Linked DNA regions of Homo sapiens: all the other regions are linked to region 2. Evidence: chromatin contacts called from ENCODE Hi-C or POLR2A ChIA-PET data. All regions are on one chromosome and are shown on one strand. The core of a region is the stretch at or near the end of the contact, and the rest is flanking DNA. Distances in the headings are between cores, read along the strand shown.

What was found. A loop is a pair of places that touch in the nucleus more often than their neighbours do. ChIA-PET counts read pairs that join two places held with the same protein, here RNA polymerase II (POLR2A). Pooled maps may share reads with other maps.
Region 1: a loop to region 2 is called in a map of CD4-positive, alpha-beta T cell, with 13 times the contacts of the local background. The contact joins the promoter of KIF11 here to the promoter of R3HCC1L in region 2. A Hi-C loop is called at or near these places in 2 of 168 maps with a recorded cell type or tissue (CD4-positive, alpha-beta T cell and CD8-positive, alpha-beta T cell) and 8 of 50 pooled maps.
Region 3: a map of CD4-positive, alpha-beta memory T cell shows a loop between it and region 2 (17-fold over the local background). The contact joins the promoter of CFAP58-DT here to the promoter of R3HCC1L in region 2. A Hi-C loop is called at or near these places in 1 of 168 maps with a recorded cell type or tissue (CD4-positive, alpha-beta memory T cell). POLR2A ChIA-PET finds 5 or more read pairs at or near these places in 1 of 52 experiments (activated T-cell).

The regions. Positions count from the first base shown.
Region 1 is chr10:92,591,650-92,595,231 of GRCh38, reverse strand. It overlaps KIF11 (kinesin family member 11), which reads right to left and starts at 2,102. Exons shown (of 22, transcript NM_004523.4): 1 at 1,780-2,102. The coding sequence starts at 1,856. RefSeq lists silencers at 1,698-1,767, 1,848-1,897 and enhancers at 1,365-2,116, 2,218-2,267, 2,298-2,487, 3,298-3,387.
Region 2 is chr10:98,132,924-98,136,193 of GRCh38, reverse strand. It overlaps R3HCC1L (R3H domain and coiled-coil containing 1 like), which reads right to left and starts at 1,537. Exons shown (of 10, transcript NM_001351015.2): 1 at 1,488-1,537. RefSeq lists enhancers at 839-978, 321-1,110.
Region 3 is chr10:104,352,247-104,355,377 of GRCh38, reverse strand. CFAP58-DT (CFAP58 divergent transcript) reads left to right here and starts at 1,803. Exons shown (of 2, transcript NR_108036.1): 1 at 1,803-2,260. CFAP58 (cilia and flagella associated protein 58) reads right to left here and starts at 1,545. Exons shown (of 18, transcript NM_001008723.2): 1 at 1,472-1,545. The coding sequence starts at 1,480. RefSeq lists an enhancer at 1,816-1,875.

The DNA of each region.
Region 1 (3,582 bases), core at 853-3,352, 5.5 Mb after region 2:
AAAAATTAGCCAGGCATGGCGGTGTGCGCCTGTAATCCCAGCTACCTGAGAGGCTGAAGTGGGAAAATTGCTTGAATCCGGGAGGCGGAGGTTGCAGTGAGCTGAGATTGCACCACTGCACTACGGCCTAAGAGAGCGAGACTCCGTCTCAAAAAAAACTGATAAACCACATGTGATCTGCAAAGCCTAAAGTATTTAAATAAAATAAATATTTATTTCTCTGGGCCCTTTACAGAAAAGGCTTACCAACCCCTGAGGACCTCGCAACTCATAAGTTGCCTATTTACTAAAGCTTAATGCTTAATGACAGACGCACCAGGAAGGCTATTTGAAAGAAAAAGGCTAATCTGAAAAAAAAAATCTCTTTACACAAAAATTATTGTAAATATTAGACACAAGCAAAGAACTATTCTATTCATTGGTGATAAAGTAAATCTCTTCTAAGACTTGAAATGTATACGGATCATAAACATCAAGTTCAAGATAATGGTTAACAGTGGCTGGAGGAAAAGGGATGGAGAGGGAAAAGGGGGGCTCCAGCAATGATTGTTTTGTTTCTTAATCTGGGTGATGAATATACAAATGTTTATTACATTGTTCTTAATAACTTTTTGTAAGTCTGAAATATTTTGTAACTAACATTAAAAAAGAAATTAAATAAATGCATACGGAAAAGGTAATATTGCCTGGTTTTATTAAACAACCAAAATAATTTTAAAATTTGCACTTGTTATATGCACTGCATTTTTAAATAAAAATCTTCAAACAACTAACTACTAACAGAAGCCCCAGAGTACAACAACTAGTAAGTGTCACTGGCTAGACTTAAGATTGCCACCCAATTTCCTCTCTGACACCTTGTTTAGAAACCTAGTCATCACCTTCGATATCCACAATTCAAGTTACCAGGGCTGAGTAAACAATAGCCTAAGAAAGTTTGTTGATACAAGTTTTTCTAAAAAATAACCTTTTAATTTTAGAATACTTTGGGGTTTACAGAAAAGTTGCAACAGCAACTGTTAACAGCCACAAAAACGGACACACAAAACACACATACTCAGTAAACTGTGGAGAGCCTCTAAAAAGTTGAATAAATCAATTCTAACTAAGCAGCAGTTTCTAGCTTATTTTAAAATTGGGAAGTTATTTGGAAACCAGTCAGGGGAGGGCCGAACACCCCTCCACATCCCTTTATCTCGAAATATCCGTTTAGTTTGGTCTATGAACAAACACGCAGATGAAAGGGAAAACTGCAGCACAATCAGAAATTTACACTAGCTTAACTTGTCTTGATCTTTTAAAAAACATAAACTCACTTTATTAATTTTTAATGTTTAAAGACAGAGATGTTTACTTGTTTAGTAGGGATGCAGAAAATATTGCATCTAGAATAAAGAGAACAGTGATTGATTGCTTTTTAGAGGTAATAATACCAACGTAAGTGCTTAACCATCTGCAAAATAGGTATTCAGTCTTACTTCCAAACTGACAAACTACATGAAGTAGCATATAAAAGTGACACCTACATCTTTATTGACTATAGTTTAAACATAAGAACGCACTTTTCAGTATGGAACAGTGATCAAATCAAACATGTTATTTTCTCCTAAAAACCACATACACACAGCAACCGGGTGTCATTTTTATTGAACAGAACGCGGAGAACCAAGAAACTGGGACCCTCAGGAAATGCAAATAAAATCCCTCTCCCTGGACCGCGCAGTAGGGGGCCCAGCAGCGAAGCCGCAGCGCTCGGAATCCTGTCAGCCCTCTCCCTACCTGCATCTCACCACCACCTGGATGTTCTTCCCCTTCTCCTCTTTCTTCTTCGCAGACGAATTTGGCTGCGACGCCATGACGGTCCCCGCCAAAAAATCAAGGCCCGGCCGCGGACCTGGGCGCTGTGAGGGGCGGAGGGGCTTGGCGGCCGACAGGGGCCGGAGTCTCCCTGGTCCCTCTCGGGCGCTGGCGTGGCCTGGAGGACCGACGCACGCAGGTCGGCGTCCCCGCTCTCTACCCGGTACTCTGGCCGTGGCGTTTGTCCCGCGCCAGTCGGAGCCGCCAAATCACTAATCTCGTCTCCGCCCGAATCCCCAGAAACTAAGCAACGACTCGGCGCCTCAATTTGAAAAAGAGACAGAGTAGCCGGACCAATGGCTGCGCTGGCGCGCAAGGCACCATGGGATGCAGTATCCTCACTGGAGCCCCGCCCCCGGAGCGTGGCCTACGGGAACGTAAAGAGGTGGTCTGTCTGCTTGCTCCGGAACTTGGTAGTCCAGAGCCGAGACGCTAGAATTGAGTGTGGAACTTTTAGCGTAGCGTGGCTCAACTTACATAACGTCCCTAGCCCAAAATTCCCTCAGCTGCAGAGAGGAAATAATAGTAACCATCTCAGAGGGTTAGGGTGAGAATTAATGAGCTTGTGGAAGTAAATAGATTGGAATATATGGTAAGCACTCGCCATGATTATAATTATTAGAGAATTGTAAGAGAGGGCAGTAGAAGCACAGAAGAGAGGTCCAAAGCGAGCCGCCATCCCGGAGGCAGAGACCAGAATAGTCTTTGTGTGTGTGTGTGTGTGTGTGTGTGTGTGAGAGACGGAGTCTTGCTCTTGTCACCCAGGCTGGAGTGCAGTGGCGCGATCTCGGCTCATTGCAACCTCCGCCTCGCAGGTTCAAGCGATTCTGCTGCTTCAGCCCCCGAGTAGCTGGGATTACAGGTGCGTGCCACCACGCCCGGCTAATATTTGTATTTTCAGTAGAGATGTGGTTTCACCATGTTGGCCAGGCTGGTCTCGAACTCCTGACCTCAGATGATCCACCCGCCTCGGCCTCCCAAAGTGCTGGGATTACAGGCGTGAGCCACCGCGCCCGGTCCAGAATAGGCTTGAAGAATAATTAATGTTGGGGCCCGGTGGCTCAGGCCTGTAATCCCAACACTTTAACGGGCCGAGGTAGGACGATAACTTAAGTTCCAGGAGTTTGAGACCAGTCTGGGCGACATAGGGAGACCCCCCTCCCCGCGCCTCCCAACGGGTCTCAACAAAAAATAGAGGGGAAAAAATAGCCTGGTGTGGTGATGCGTGCCTTTTGGTCCCATCTACTCGGGATGCTGAGGAAGAAGGATCGCTGAACACGGGAGATAGAGGCTGCAGTGAGCCGGGATTATGTCGCTGGATTACTCCAGCATAGGCGACAGAGCAATGCCCTTTCTCAAAAAGAAAATAATAATAATAATAATTAGGAAGTGTTAAGCGATAAGGCTACTACAGGTTCCAAATCGTGATGAAATGGACACTGGACGCCATTTGGAGGACTCTGAATTTATCCTTTAGTCATCATCTCTAAGTGACTCCAGGCAAGAAAGCAGGGTCCGCCTCGATTTTAGAACGACTGCACTGACCGAGTGACGCAGGCCGCGGGTGCGCTGCGCTCCCCGTTTCTGCGCGGCGCAGCGGGCGGTGGCATCTCAAGGAAGCTGCGCAAACATCCGCCGCCCCGGCCTACGGATCCCAGCATGCAGCGCTCGCTGGGGCCTGCGCGCCGTCGGTCACCTCCGGCCTGCTGCGGGAGAACTTTTCGG
Region 2 (3,270 bases), core at 288-2,787:
ACTTTCTTACCCCTTTAAAAATTAATCGCAGAGGTCGGGCACAGTGGGCACAGTGTCAAACGCCTGTAATACCAACACTTTGGGAGGTCGAGGCGGGAGGATCATTTGAGCCCAGGAGTTAGACCAATCTGGGCGACATAGTGAAATCCTGATTCTACCCAAAAAAAAAAAAAAAACTGATTGCAGAATTAGCATTCTCTGTAAGGGGAAAAATAAGACAATAAGCAACTTGCTTAGTCTCAAAGCTTAATGTCAAAAAAAATTAAACAGATGGGATATTTGGCTATTTATATTCTGAATTTCAACTGTGACACAAGACACAAGACCTGCTGGGGACAGGTATTAGTTGTAGTACAACCATATCTGAGGAACGTTTACTGCTTTATGCTTGTACCTGTGTGATACTGAAGGAAGGTTATAACAGCAAGAGATAGTTGTGTGTGCTGAGGAAGAAGAGTCTAAATTCTGGTGGGCCTTAAAATCCAGATGAAGTTTTAAATTGACTCCACAGGTGGTAACGCCCTAAGGTCACCTCTTCACTAGGAACCTGGCATAAAAACATCTGTATGGTTCAGATTCGTTTCCAAAGACACTTTCCCCCTATTTATTAACTAATTTGATCTTCGTATAGACATGAACCTGGTTTTAAAACTCAACTGACCTAGACTGGAGACTGGGGGATGGCAAGGTTATACCCGAAACATACTTTAGAGTTCAAAGCTTTCGCAGGAATATCACTTCTGCTGAAGCCCACAACCCTGGAAGGCCGCAGGGCAAAGAACATTAACCCCACTTTTCAGACAACGAAACCGAGGCTGCGCTAAACAGACTACTGTACAAAAGATCACAGGTCCAGCCAAGTGGCGGACTGAGACTTCCCCCAGGATATCAGACTCCAAATCCTGTGCTCCTTCCCGTACACAACTGAGAGGGGGCTGCACTCACAAACTTTAAAGATCGGACTTGGGGTTTTTCGCAGGCCTGCCAAGAAAAAGCAGGAAGTACATGCTCCTTTATAGATTGCTCACTCCCAGCCCGTAGCCCGGGGCTCCCGGGCAGCGGAGGAGGCTCAAAGGCGAGGCTCGAAGCGAAGCCCGGAAACCGCCGGCAGCCCTGGGGGCCCACGGCCCCGCAGCCCCGAGGGGGTAACCAGGGACCCCGCTCAATACCTGTTGAAACCCAGAAAAAGCACGTCCTTTCCGCCAGGATCATTTGGGGCGAGCGCCCAAAGCGAGCACGAGCCCCAGTGAGTGCAAAAGAGCCCCGGGAGGGTCCCTCTCAACCGCGGGCCCGCAGGGGTCAGAAGGCGGGAGCTTCCCAGTAACCTCCGCCCCAGGCAGGGGGCGGCCCCTCGCGTCACATGAGGAAAAAAAATACCAGCAACAAACGACGGAATGGAAGTCTTGTCCCGGGCTGTGAAGGGAGAAGTGGGGATTAAAAATCCTAGCTTGAGGTACAGAGGGAGGGGATACGGGGCTGGTTGTTACCGGCGCGCTGTTGCTCTCCGCTTCCGCCGTCTCCGCGAAGCTCTATCTCTTCCGCTCGCGCCGCTGGGGCGCGCGTCAGGCCTCGGCTCCGCCCCCAACGCCGTGGGGCCTTCTGGGGGTTGTAGTTTCCGCGAGGCCCGGCCGCGCCCACTGAGTTCAGGTCACGTAGGGGAGAAGCTGGCAAAATGGCGAGTGCCGGAGAGCATTTCTGCTCCTGTCCCTTCAACCCTTCCTCATTCCTCTCGGCTATATACGTGCGCAAATCTCCTTACATTCCACTCAATTATACCATCTCACTTCCTCCGTTCACAGCCAAGTTTTTTGAAAAAGATAATCTACACTGTCTCTACTTGCTCATCTGTGTTCACTCCTCATCGCAGCTTCCGCCCCCATGGAAAATGCCTTGTTGTCATAAGTGTCCTTGTTGCCAAACTCATTGGAGGTATTTCCGGACTCATCTAACTCAAGCTTTAGTCATTTGACGCTATTGGGCATTATCACTTATTTTCTATGACACTATCCAGGTTTTCCTTCTCTGAATTCATTCTACTTTGTTTCCTCTAACTTACCTCTAAAATATTGGTGTTTTCCAGAGTTCTTAAAATTGGGGTGGGAGAGGGGACACTCCAGTCCCTTCTCACCTGAGCTCATTGTTTGTATTCCCAACTTCCTAGACAAGACCTCTCCTCATCCATGCCCACAGGCATCTCCAGTGTCCTTGAAAAGTGAACTACTGGGGCCAGGAACAGTGGCTCATGCCTGTAATCCCAGCACTTTGGGAGGCCAAGGCAGGTGGATCACCTGCGGTCAGGAGTTCGAGACCAGCCTGACCAACATGGTGAAACCCTGTCTCTACTAAAAGTACAGAAATTAGCTGTGCGTGGTGGTGGGCACCTGTAATCCCAGCTACCCAGGAGGCCGAGGCAGGAGAATTGCTTGAAGGAGAATCGCTTGAACCCGGGAGGCGGAGGTTGCAGTAAGCCAAAATTGCACCACTGCACTCCAGCCTGGGCAACACAGGGAGACTCCGTCCCCCAAAAAAAGAAAAGTAAACTACTACCCCTCCTCCCTACTCATTAATATTCACTCTTTAACCTGATTCCTCCTTTCTCACTTCCTCTTCCTCCAATATTCAAATGGTCACCAAATCTTGGAGATTCTATTGTAGCAGGACGAGCCGCAGACAAAACCTCTCAGACACCAAGTTGTAGAACGAAGGGCTTTATTCAGCTGGGAGCATCGGCAAGCTACTGTCCTAAAATCCAAGCTCCCCGAGTGCACAATTTCTGTCCCTTTTAAGGGCTCACCACACTAAAGATTTCACATGAAAGGGTCGTGATTGATTGAGCAATCTGGGGTGTATGTGACAGGGGCTTCATGCAGTGGTAGTCAGAGTGAAACAGAACAGAGTACAATGTTCTTCCATACAATGCCTGGAATCTATGCTAAGTCATGAGTTGATTTTTAACTACTAGGTTTAGGCCAGGCAGGCCCAGGCCTGGTTTCAGGTCTGGTTTTGGGTCTGGTGCCTGGTGCTGGGCTGCCTGCCTTTGGTTTCACTTCCTTGTTTTTTTTCTTAAAACAGGTACTGAGTATAAAACAATATAAAACAATATGAGAGGGTCTCTTTCTTCTCTCACTATCTCCCAAGTACTCCTTGAATCTGTTCCTTCTTCAGGACTCCTAACTCATGACTCAGCTGCTCCTGTGGCCCCACCCAGAGGTGGACTCAGAGCATGAGGACTGTTTTCCACACCCCTATGATTTCATTCCCAACCCATCA
Region 3 (3,131 bases), core at 554-3,053, 6.2 Mb before region 2:
GGGCAGGGTTCCTCACAGAAATATGCAAATATATCCTGAATAGGGCAGAGCCAAGGAAATGAGGGGCTGGTGCCTCTGGGAGGCTGGGGCTTCCCTATGGGGAATGAAGAATGAAATAAACAAAGATGACTGGTGGGAGAAAAGAGGAGAAAACACTCAAAAGCAATAATGGGACAATAAAGAACTAGAAGGAACAAGAAAGGAAATGGGAAGAAAGAGATACAAATGACTATGGGTAATGGGGAGAAGTGAAGTGGCCACAGCAGCATGGATGTCAGAGAGAGATGTGAGTGATGGAGCCCAGGCGTGAGGAAGATGGATGATATGAAAGAGATCGTATGATAAGGAAAGGAAGGAGGTGTTGACCACGGGAAGACGGAATTTATAAAGCTAGACTGGAGATGGAGGAAAAGCAATGATGAGGGGATGTGAATGGTGCAGAGGAAGCAAGAGAGTAACTAGAATGGGGTGGGGAGGGGGTGGAGCACGATGGTGCTGAAAGATGATGGGGCTTGGGCTGGCTTCATGGGAGTGAAAACTGGTCAGTTGCACAGGGCCCCTTGCTCAGAAAGGCCCCATTCTTGGTTGAATGCTCTGCTGTTCTGTCTTAAAATTATTTGTAATTTTTGAAGAGACTTTGTGTTTTCACTTTGCATCAGGCCTTGCAAATCATGTAGCTGGTCCTGGCTGGAACAGACCGTGGGATGGGTGATGGGGGAAGGGCTCTGATGGGGCCATGAAGGATTTGGGTAGGGCCATAGTGGATGGGGACTGTGAATGGCAAGTAATGACAGGGACCCGAGGCTCTTGAGGTTATACGTGAGGGGGCTAAGGGGCAGGCAGGGAGTCACTGAAGGGTTGCAGAAATAACCCCTCATTGGAGAGGCTGAAAATGGGGTGTACTGTAATATGGGGGAGTGGTGGGGTGATACGAGATGTTAACACAGGAGTCAATGAACACACGGGGCAGAGGTGATGGGCAGAAGAGCCTTAATGAAGCTGTGTGACAGCAGGTGATCACATGTTAGGAAATCAGGGTGTGACAGGTGGACAAGGGCCATTGATTGGGATGACAGCAGGCATCTGTGAAGCTTTCTTCCCGGTTTCCCCTGTGAGATAAGACATCTCCAATATTTCTGTGTGAGCCTCTCTTATGGTATCACTCCATGACTAAAAATCTAGGGCTGGGTGCATGTCACGTGTGGATTTCAGAATTCATTAATTTTCTACCGCACTTAGCATAGCGCCGATGCCACAGTGGGGATAGTGGGGTGTCCACACAAATGAAGGAGAAACAGGAGGTAAAGAGGCCAGAGCCAACGGAGAAAGGCGCGGGAGTGAGTGAGGGTGCAGGGGAATAAGATGTTGATGGGGGGAAATATTGGAATCACCGTTTGTGACAATCGTCAGTAGGAGAGGGACAATGGGGAGGGGTCAAGGGAAAGGCGACAGAGGGGCGCTGACTCCTGACCTCAGCCATCCTGATGCTCTCTGGGGGCGGCCTCAGAGGCTGCTGTGGAGATCGCAGGAGCTGGGCCGGAGTCTGGGAAAGAAGCTAAAGGCGCGACGCGCTGTCTCTATCGCCCGCCCCGAGCGGAAACCCGCGCTCGGCGCGTCGGCCCGTCGCCTGGCAACGGACACGCCCTCTAGGGGCGCTAGCGGGAATTCGAAAGGGGAGGAGCTTCTGCGGCTGGCACCTGGGCAGGGTTCCTCAGAGAAATATGCAAATATATCCCAATGGGGCGGAGCCAAGGAAGTGAGGGGGCGGTGCCCCTGAGAGGCTGGGAGGAGTCCCACGGTGTGGGCAGATGGAGACACCCAGGAGAAAGAAGAGGGCGAATTGGAAGAGGCCACCCAGAAAGGACGGTGTGTGACACTAGGGAGCCAAGCATGGAGAGCCGAGGACTAACGCTTGGAAGGAAATGTGGACCAGAAGGTTCCGGATGAGGGAAGGACTGGCGGCTACACTCTGCCTTCCGAGACAACGAGGAATAATCTCACTTCAGTCAGTTCAACCCTTGTAAAACAGCTACTGTGTGCAAGACACGGAGGGAAAGCTGAAGTAGAGAAACCACAGACGCTGTCTTCAAAGGGTTTAATCTAATATTAGTGATGAGAAAAATAGGGTGCAGAGCTTAAGGCATCCTGGAAAAACGTATGTAGCGCCACATCGCGAAAATCTCTCTTCTGGGACCCCTCTCCCAAAAACGTTTCTTCGCCCTCTTCTCCCCCTTCTGCCTCCACTCTTTCTGGACTTCAGGTACAAATAGTTGAAATAATTATACTCCTTGGTTCATGAAATGTGTAAGACTCCTCTCTGGTTTTATTTTCCCCCTTTATCCCCATCCCTACTCCCAACCCCTATCCTCAACCCCATAGGCATTCATGCTGCTGTGCTTCCATATGTATTTTTGGGAAATGTACAAAATTTTTATCAGTGTATTTTTTAAAAATGTTTAAATAATGCTACTGGACTTTGGAGATTATCTTATTTTCTACTTTTTTCACTCAACATTCTTTTTAAGGATCTGTCCTCGTTGCGATTGGCAAGCATATAGTTCATTGCTTCTGAGTACTGCACAGCGTTTCATAAGGGGCATCTACCACACTTCACTTCCATTCCCCAGGTGTTAGGTAACAAGGCCGCCTCTAATTCTCCAATACATCAAGTAATACAGCCATGATCGTCTTTGTCCGTGGTCCCTTAAGGACCTCTGTGCAAATTCCTCTGAAATATATGCCAAGGAGTAAGATTGTTAAAGTTATAGGGATGCACAGGGACATTTGCTTATGCAGCTGCGTCCTGCACAAACACATCCAGCCATGGGGCAATGGAGGCTGAAAAACTGTCTCTACTCTCTTTCCCGTGCCATGTGCCCTACTGGAGAAAGGTGTGCACTTTTTATTCTCACAAAATCTCTGTACGCCAGCCAAGTCATGAACCTAGAAGGCTGTAACTATCTAGAGGGTGTGATATTTTCAAACTCATCTGGCCAGATGAACAGTTTTCCAAGAGCACAACGATGCCCAGTAGCCTAGTACAAGCCCTGGGTACTTACCAAGCACTTTAAGATTGTGTACCAGAGTTACTGCCCTACGCTGCACTCCAGTGTGGGGTTTCCATCCAACAC